2 separate regions of the Mus musculus genome follow, and region 1 is linked to region 2. A link is a contact called in ENCODE Hi-C or POLR2A ChIA-PET data. All regions are on one chromosome and are shown on one strand. Each heading gives the region's core, a stretch centred on a gene start or an enhancer-like site at or near the end of the contact. The rest is flanking DNA. Distances are from core to core; before and after follow the strand shown.

What was found. A loop is a pair of places that touch in the nucleus more often than their neighbours do. ChIA-PET counts read pairs that join two places held with the same protein, here RNA polymerase II (POLR2A).
Region 1: a map of heart shows a loop between it and region 2 (7-fold over the local background). The contact joins two enhancer-like sites. A Hi-C loop is called at or near these places in 3 of 37 maps with a recorded cell type or tissue (all heart). POLR2A ChIA-PET finds 5 or more read pairs at or near these places in 1 of 5 experiments (Patski).

What each region holds. Positions count from the first base shown.
Region 1 is chr3:122,120,953-122,123,662 of GRCm38, reverse strand. It overlaps Abca4 (ATP-binding cassette, sub-family A (ABC1), member 4), which reads right to left. Exons shown (of 50, transcript NM_007378.1): 19 at 1,858-2,032; 20 at 1-104. The region is part of intron 2 of Gm40138 (a long non-coding RNA gene); the gene reads left to right. Among named protein-coding and RNA genes, the nearest start is that of Gm40138, 4.1 kb to the left of the region's middle. Within about 2 kb of position 1,367, at least 1 of the 3 ENCODE cell types and tissues checked has a DNase peak (open chromatin) inside an H3K27ac peak, as active enhancers do; it is heart, where a contact is called at or near this core.
Region 2 is chr3:122,076,922-122,079,621 of GRCm38, reverse strand. The region is part of intron 6 of Abca4 (ATP-binding cassette, sub-family A (ABC1), member 4); the gene reads right to left. Among named protein-coding and RNA genes, the nearest start is that of Abca4, 34 kb to the right of the region's middle. Within about 2 kb of position 1,366, at least 1 of the 3 ENCODE cell types and tissues checked has a DNase peak (open chromatin) inside an H3K27ac peak, as active enhancers do; it is heart, where a contact is called at or near this core.

The DNA of each region.
Region 1 (2,710 bases), core at 118-2,617, 44 kb before region 2:
ACATGCCCAGGCTCTGCCGTACTACATCCAGGTTGGTTTCAATGTCTTTTCCCCCAATGAGCACAGTTCCTGACGTCGGTGGCAACAGTCCTGTCAGGATGGACCTGCCGAACACAGGGTTAAGTGGCAGAAGAGATGGTTGTTAGAACTCACCAGGGGATGAGGGTAACCCCATACAGGGTCAGAAGGATGCTTGTAGTGACACCTGCCCTATCTCTCTATCAAACTCAAACCTGATGTAGCTGAGGGGCCCAGAACATTTCCACACAGGGTTTACTTAGCACCAGTGCCTTGCTTCAAGTCCTAGTGCCTAGACCACAAGGGCCTTCTTTCTCTACTTTTTATTTCCAAGTGTTCCTGGGCCAGTATCAAGAGCCTCGGGGATTCCCAGACTCAGACACCCCACCCCATCATCACCCAGCCATCATTGCAGCGGTCAGTTGTAGTGCCCACTGGATGGCCACTGTGGTGGTCAGTTGTGGTGCCCATTATGACTGTCTGTCAGAGTGATATTCACGGATGTGGTCAGCTACAGTGTTCACTGTTGTTTTACTCTGTGGTCAGCGGTAGTGTCCACCGTGAAGGTCTGTCATAGTGGTTGCTCCGTGGCTATTGATGTGGCCAGCCATTGTGGCCACTGTCGTAGTCACAGTTGTGGTCAGTTAAAGGGATTTAGGACCCAGCCCCACTGCTTTGCCTGGGCGTGCAGCCCTTGACAGTGGAGAAGCAGGGTTGGTGACTCTCCAAAGCTCAGTTGATGCCAGTGAGAAGCTGGGCAGCCTGTCTGCTGACTGGCTAACACAAACAAATTCGTTTGGGAATTCCAAATGTAAAAATGTGAACAATGTTGTGATTTCTCTTTTCTTTCTTCAATTATACAAAACATGTCTCCCACCTGCTTGGGTAGTTGTCTAAGTTAAGTGAATCGAACATGCTTGAAAAACAAAACAAAACAAAAACAGGCCCCAGCACAAAGTGAAACTTAAAATGTTATGCTATTCCCAGCATTAGGACAGCGCTTGTGTTCCGACCCCAGTGGAAGTTTAGTTTCTGCACTGAGTGAAGTAATGTGTTTGTCTTCTAGAGGTCCTGGGGTCTCGAATGGAGTTTCCTGTCCTCCCACCACGTGAGTTAGCAAGGAGATAGCCTTAGGATGCCACGCCCAGTTCTGTCCCAAGTTCTGATAAAATCGCATGCTATCTGAACCTGTACTTCGAAGCTGAAATGTTGATCAACCACTAGAGGGAAACAGTACCAAGCCCAATGGCACCAGCCCCGCATTCCATTCCCATTGAAAGGCCCGGGAGCACATTCCGGAGCAGGGTGTACACTGCTGTTCCTTCCCGGGGCTCTGCAAGCCAAGGATTTGATGGCTGCTGTCACATGGCTTGTTGACCCCTACCCCTCCTCCACCGGCCCATCGGCCCATCGGAGGTCTGCACCGGAGCCCTGACTGCCTGTTCTCAGCAGGTGGCGCTCGCACCCCTTCCAGAACTAAAGGATGGATGGAGGAGTCCACCCAGAGCCTCAAAGCTTCCTGCCCTTGGCCTTCTGCCAGGCAGCGAGTCTACTTCACTGTTCTCCCTACACTTTCTCAGAAAGGTAGCCATCCCATCAGAGGTCCCACACCAGCACTAAAGCATCCTAATTATTAATTGGTAGGAAACGGAGTGCTACATAAAAATAGCCCGGGGACATGGGCAGCCACGGCTTTTTATCCTCACCGTGGGAGGTGTGTGTGAGTGTATATGTTTCCACCGAAATTCAGTAAGGAAGAACAGAGTGGAGTTATTGGGGAGAGAGAATGAAGCCGGGGAATGATAGGATGGGAGACAGCCTCTCTGGCAGAGAACTCACAAGGTGGTGGTCTTTCCCGCTCCGTTGTGACCCAGGAACGCCGTGATTTGGTTCTCATAGAAAGTGATGTTCAGACGGTCCACAGCTGGCCGGCCACTGGGCTCAAAAACCTTCACCAGGTTCTTCACACACACACCAGGCACCAGCCCTGGAAGCTCGCGTTCAAAAAAGGAGTCTTGGAGGGAAAAACACATTGTAGAAACACCACATGTTAATGACGCCGTGCTTCATGAACACACTGCTTCCTTCAGACCTGTGCTCTGGCTGTAACTTCACCTGCCCATGTGGCTGCAGCTTTGTGAAGAAGATCAAAACAGGAGTAGTCATAGTTGCACTGGCCATAGATTTCACACTTACTGTGAGTTAGGCACTGTTTCCAATGTTTCCCAACAAATCCCTCACTTCACACATATAGTCCTATAGGTAGATATAACTAGGCTCTTTTCAATAGGTTAGAAAGCCCAAGACTGAGAGACATCAAGTGTTCTATCAAGGCTACATGGTGTACAAGTGGCAAGTATGGGCCCAGGGTCCATACCCATCTGAAATAGCTCCTGTCTATTATTGAGTTAACCCCGAGTTCCGTCTTTGCTTCAAGGCTCAGTCTATCGGATCTTCATAGGTTTCTGGCACCAGCCCTGACTCCTCAAGCCAGGACAACCTACTCTTCCTCATCGTAACTCCTTCCTCCCCATGCTCCGTGCCCTTTCCAGTATCAACCAACCTACTCTCCCCCTCCCCGTGACCCCCCACCCCCCACCACAGCATCTTTTCCGAAGTTCACTTATAGAGTCAAGATTACTGTCAGAGTATTAAGTCTAATTAACTAATGGTCCCTTGCTCTGTCCCCAAC
Region 2 (2,700 bases), core at 117-2,616:
CATTGCGATTCATCACAGTAGAAAGATTACAGTTATGAAGGAGCAATGAAATAATTTTATGGTTGGGGTCACCACAGCGTGAGGAACCATATTAAAGGGTCACAGCATTAGGAAGGTTGAGAAGCAATGGTCTGGTGTGTGCTTAGTGGCCCGCCTGCATTCTCCTTCCTAGTTATTTTCCACGGGACGATAAATGCTAAGGCACACATGTTTTGGAGAAGCCATTTACATCTCAGAACGAGCTGGCTCCCAGCAAGCCTCCCTCTGAATCCACCCACCAGCTTCTTAACCATGTGGCTATAAATTACAAGATAACTTCCTCAGGGCTCACTCTTCCTTGAATTCTCTCCCCGTTATCAATTCCAATTCATAAGACCTGCTCCTGCCAAAAGAACCAGGCTGTAACTTTACTTGAATGGAAACACTTCCAGAAAAGGGGTCAAGGACCAAAGTGGCAAATACTACTATTACATATGTCCCAGACACCTATATATGCAAGTTCTCTTAATATTTCAAATGACAAATAACTCTGTGTCATCATTGGGGTTGGCACTGATAACTTGAGATCAAGGTCTAATTAGACTTCTTACGGACTACTGGATCTACAGATAGGGTTGCTATCTCTATTAATTGTGGTTGGTCTGAGTGGTTCCTGGGCAGTGAAGCTCTACTTAAGAAAGTGATGTAAGGACCTCACTTGGGGCTCCTAAAGACCTCTGTTAAGATTCTTGAAAGACAAAGTCTATTCCTTCCCCTTGGATCTGCTTTCTGTTTTCCAGTGTGAAATGAAGTGTACCAGCTCCTTAAACATCTCGATGATAGTCACTGATTCAGTGGCTATCACTTCATCAGCACAGGAAAGGATTTGCCTATGATTAATAGTTTTTTTTTCCCCCTCTAACTCAAAGGAGCTGATCTGGAAACAATATTCATTTCTAAGCTGAACATATACCCAATGAGTGGGTAGTTAGGTAGGATCAGGTTAAAGTGTCTTCGTGAGGATAACATGGCCTCTGGGAGACAGTGGAAGATTCTGGACTCGGGGATGCGTAACTTGTCTCGAAAGCATCTAGAACAGAAGTTAAGAGCCAGTGAGGCTGTGGACACTGGGCAGGCAGCCCTGCGTGCTAGGTTCCTTTCCCAGGAGCTGCTACAGGAAGCCCAGGTTTATCCGGGAGGGAAGTTGTTGCTAGGCAACTGGATGACTGTGGATTTAAAGCATGTTTGTTGCAGCCTGACAGTTGTTAAGCATTGGATAAAAAGAGAGGAAACTGCTTTGGTGCTGAGGGGGCAACCAGGAGAGGCGCCCTGCGTGCTAGGAAATGCGTCATGAGTGGAGAATTCAGACTCAGTTACATGAGGGGTGAGGGACATGCCAACTGTTTCCACTGGGAGAGGTCATCCAGACGTGCTGTCTGCCTACACTGGGAGGAACAGTGTCTGAAGGTCTAAGGCAGAGGGTGGGCTCTGGATTATGTGAACAGTCAAGTTACGGGACTTTCCTTAGTGCGACAGAAACTAGGCCTCCTTCCCTCCTGACAACTTCTGCCCCAGTGTCTGTTTCTTCTTCTTTTTTTTTATTGGTTTTTCGAGACAGGGTTTCTCTGTTCAGCCCTGGCTGTCCTGAAACTCACTTTGTAGACCAGGCTGGCCTCGAACTCAGAAATCCACCTGCCTCTGCCTCCCAAGTGCTGGGATTAAAGGCGTGCACCACCACGCCCGGCTGTCTGTTTCTGATGAAAGCAAAACTGAGCTTGGAATCCAGAGCGGGCAGCAGGGAAAGGTTATTCTGTGAGATAGACCTTCCTCCAATGCTGGGGTCTGAGGAAGGAGAGAGGGGCCGCTGCAAAGCATAGTGTATTCTCCCCCATCACCTGTCACCCCCTCTTCCTCTGTATGTGTGTGTGTGTGCTGTGTGTTTGTACGTATATATGGTATATGTGTGTCTTTGTGTGTGATATATGTATGTGTGTCTGTGTGTGTGCTGTGTGTCTGTGTGTGTGCTATATGCATGTGTGTTTGCTATGTGTATGTGTGTGTGCTGTGTGTATGTGTGTGTGCTGTGTGTTTGTATGTGTATATGGTATATGTGTGTCTCTGTATGTGGTATATGTATGCGTGTGTGATGTATACGTGTGTGTGTGTGGTATGCATGTGTCTGTGTGTGTGTTTGTGTATATGATGTGTATATGGTATGTGTATGTATCTCTTTTTGTGTATGTGGGTGTATATAATTTATGTATGTGTACATATGTGTCTGTGTGTGTGGTGTGTATGTGTGTGGTGTGTGCTGTGTGTATGTGCATATGGTAGGTGTGTGTGTGTGTGTGTGCTGTGTGGTGTACGTATATATGGTTGTGTTTGTTGTATATATGTGTATGTGTATCTGTAGTATATGTATGTATGTGTGGTGTGTGTATATGTGTGTCTCTGTGTGTGATGTATATATGTGGAAGGTATATGTATGCATGTCTCTGTGTGCATGGTGTGTGTGTGTGTGGTGTATGTGGTGTATGTATTTGTGTATATGTCTGTGTGTGTGTGTGGTATGTGTATGTGTGTCCATAGTATATGTATGTTTGTGGTATGTGTATGTGTGTCTGTAGTGTATGTGTGTATGTGTGACATGTGTATGTGTGTGTGTACATATGTACAGGCCAGAGGACAACTTCAGGGGCCATTTCTCAGGCACCATTCAAC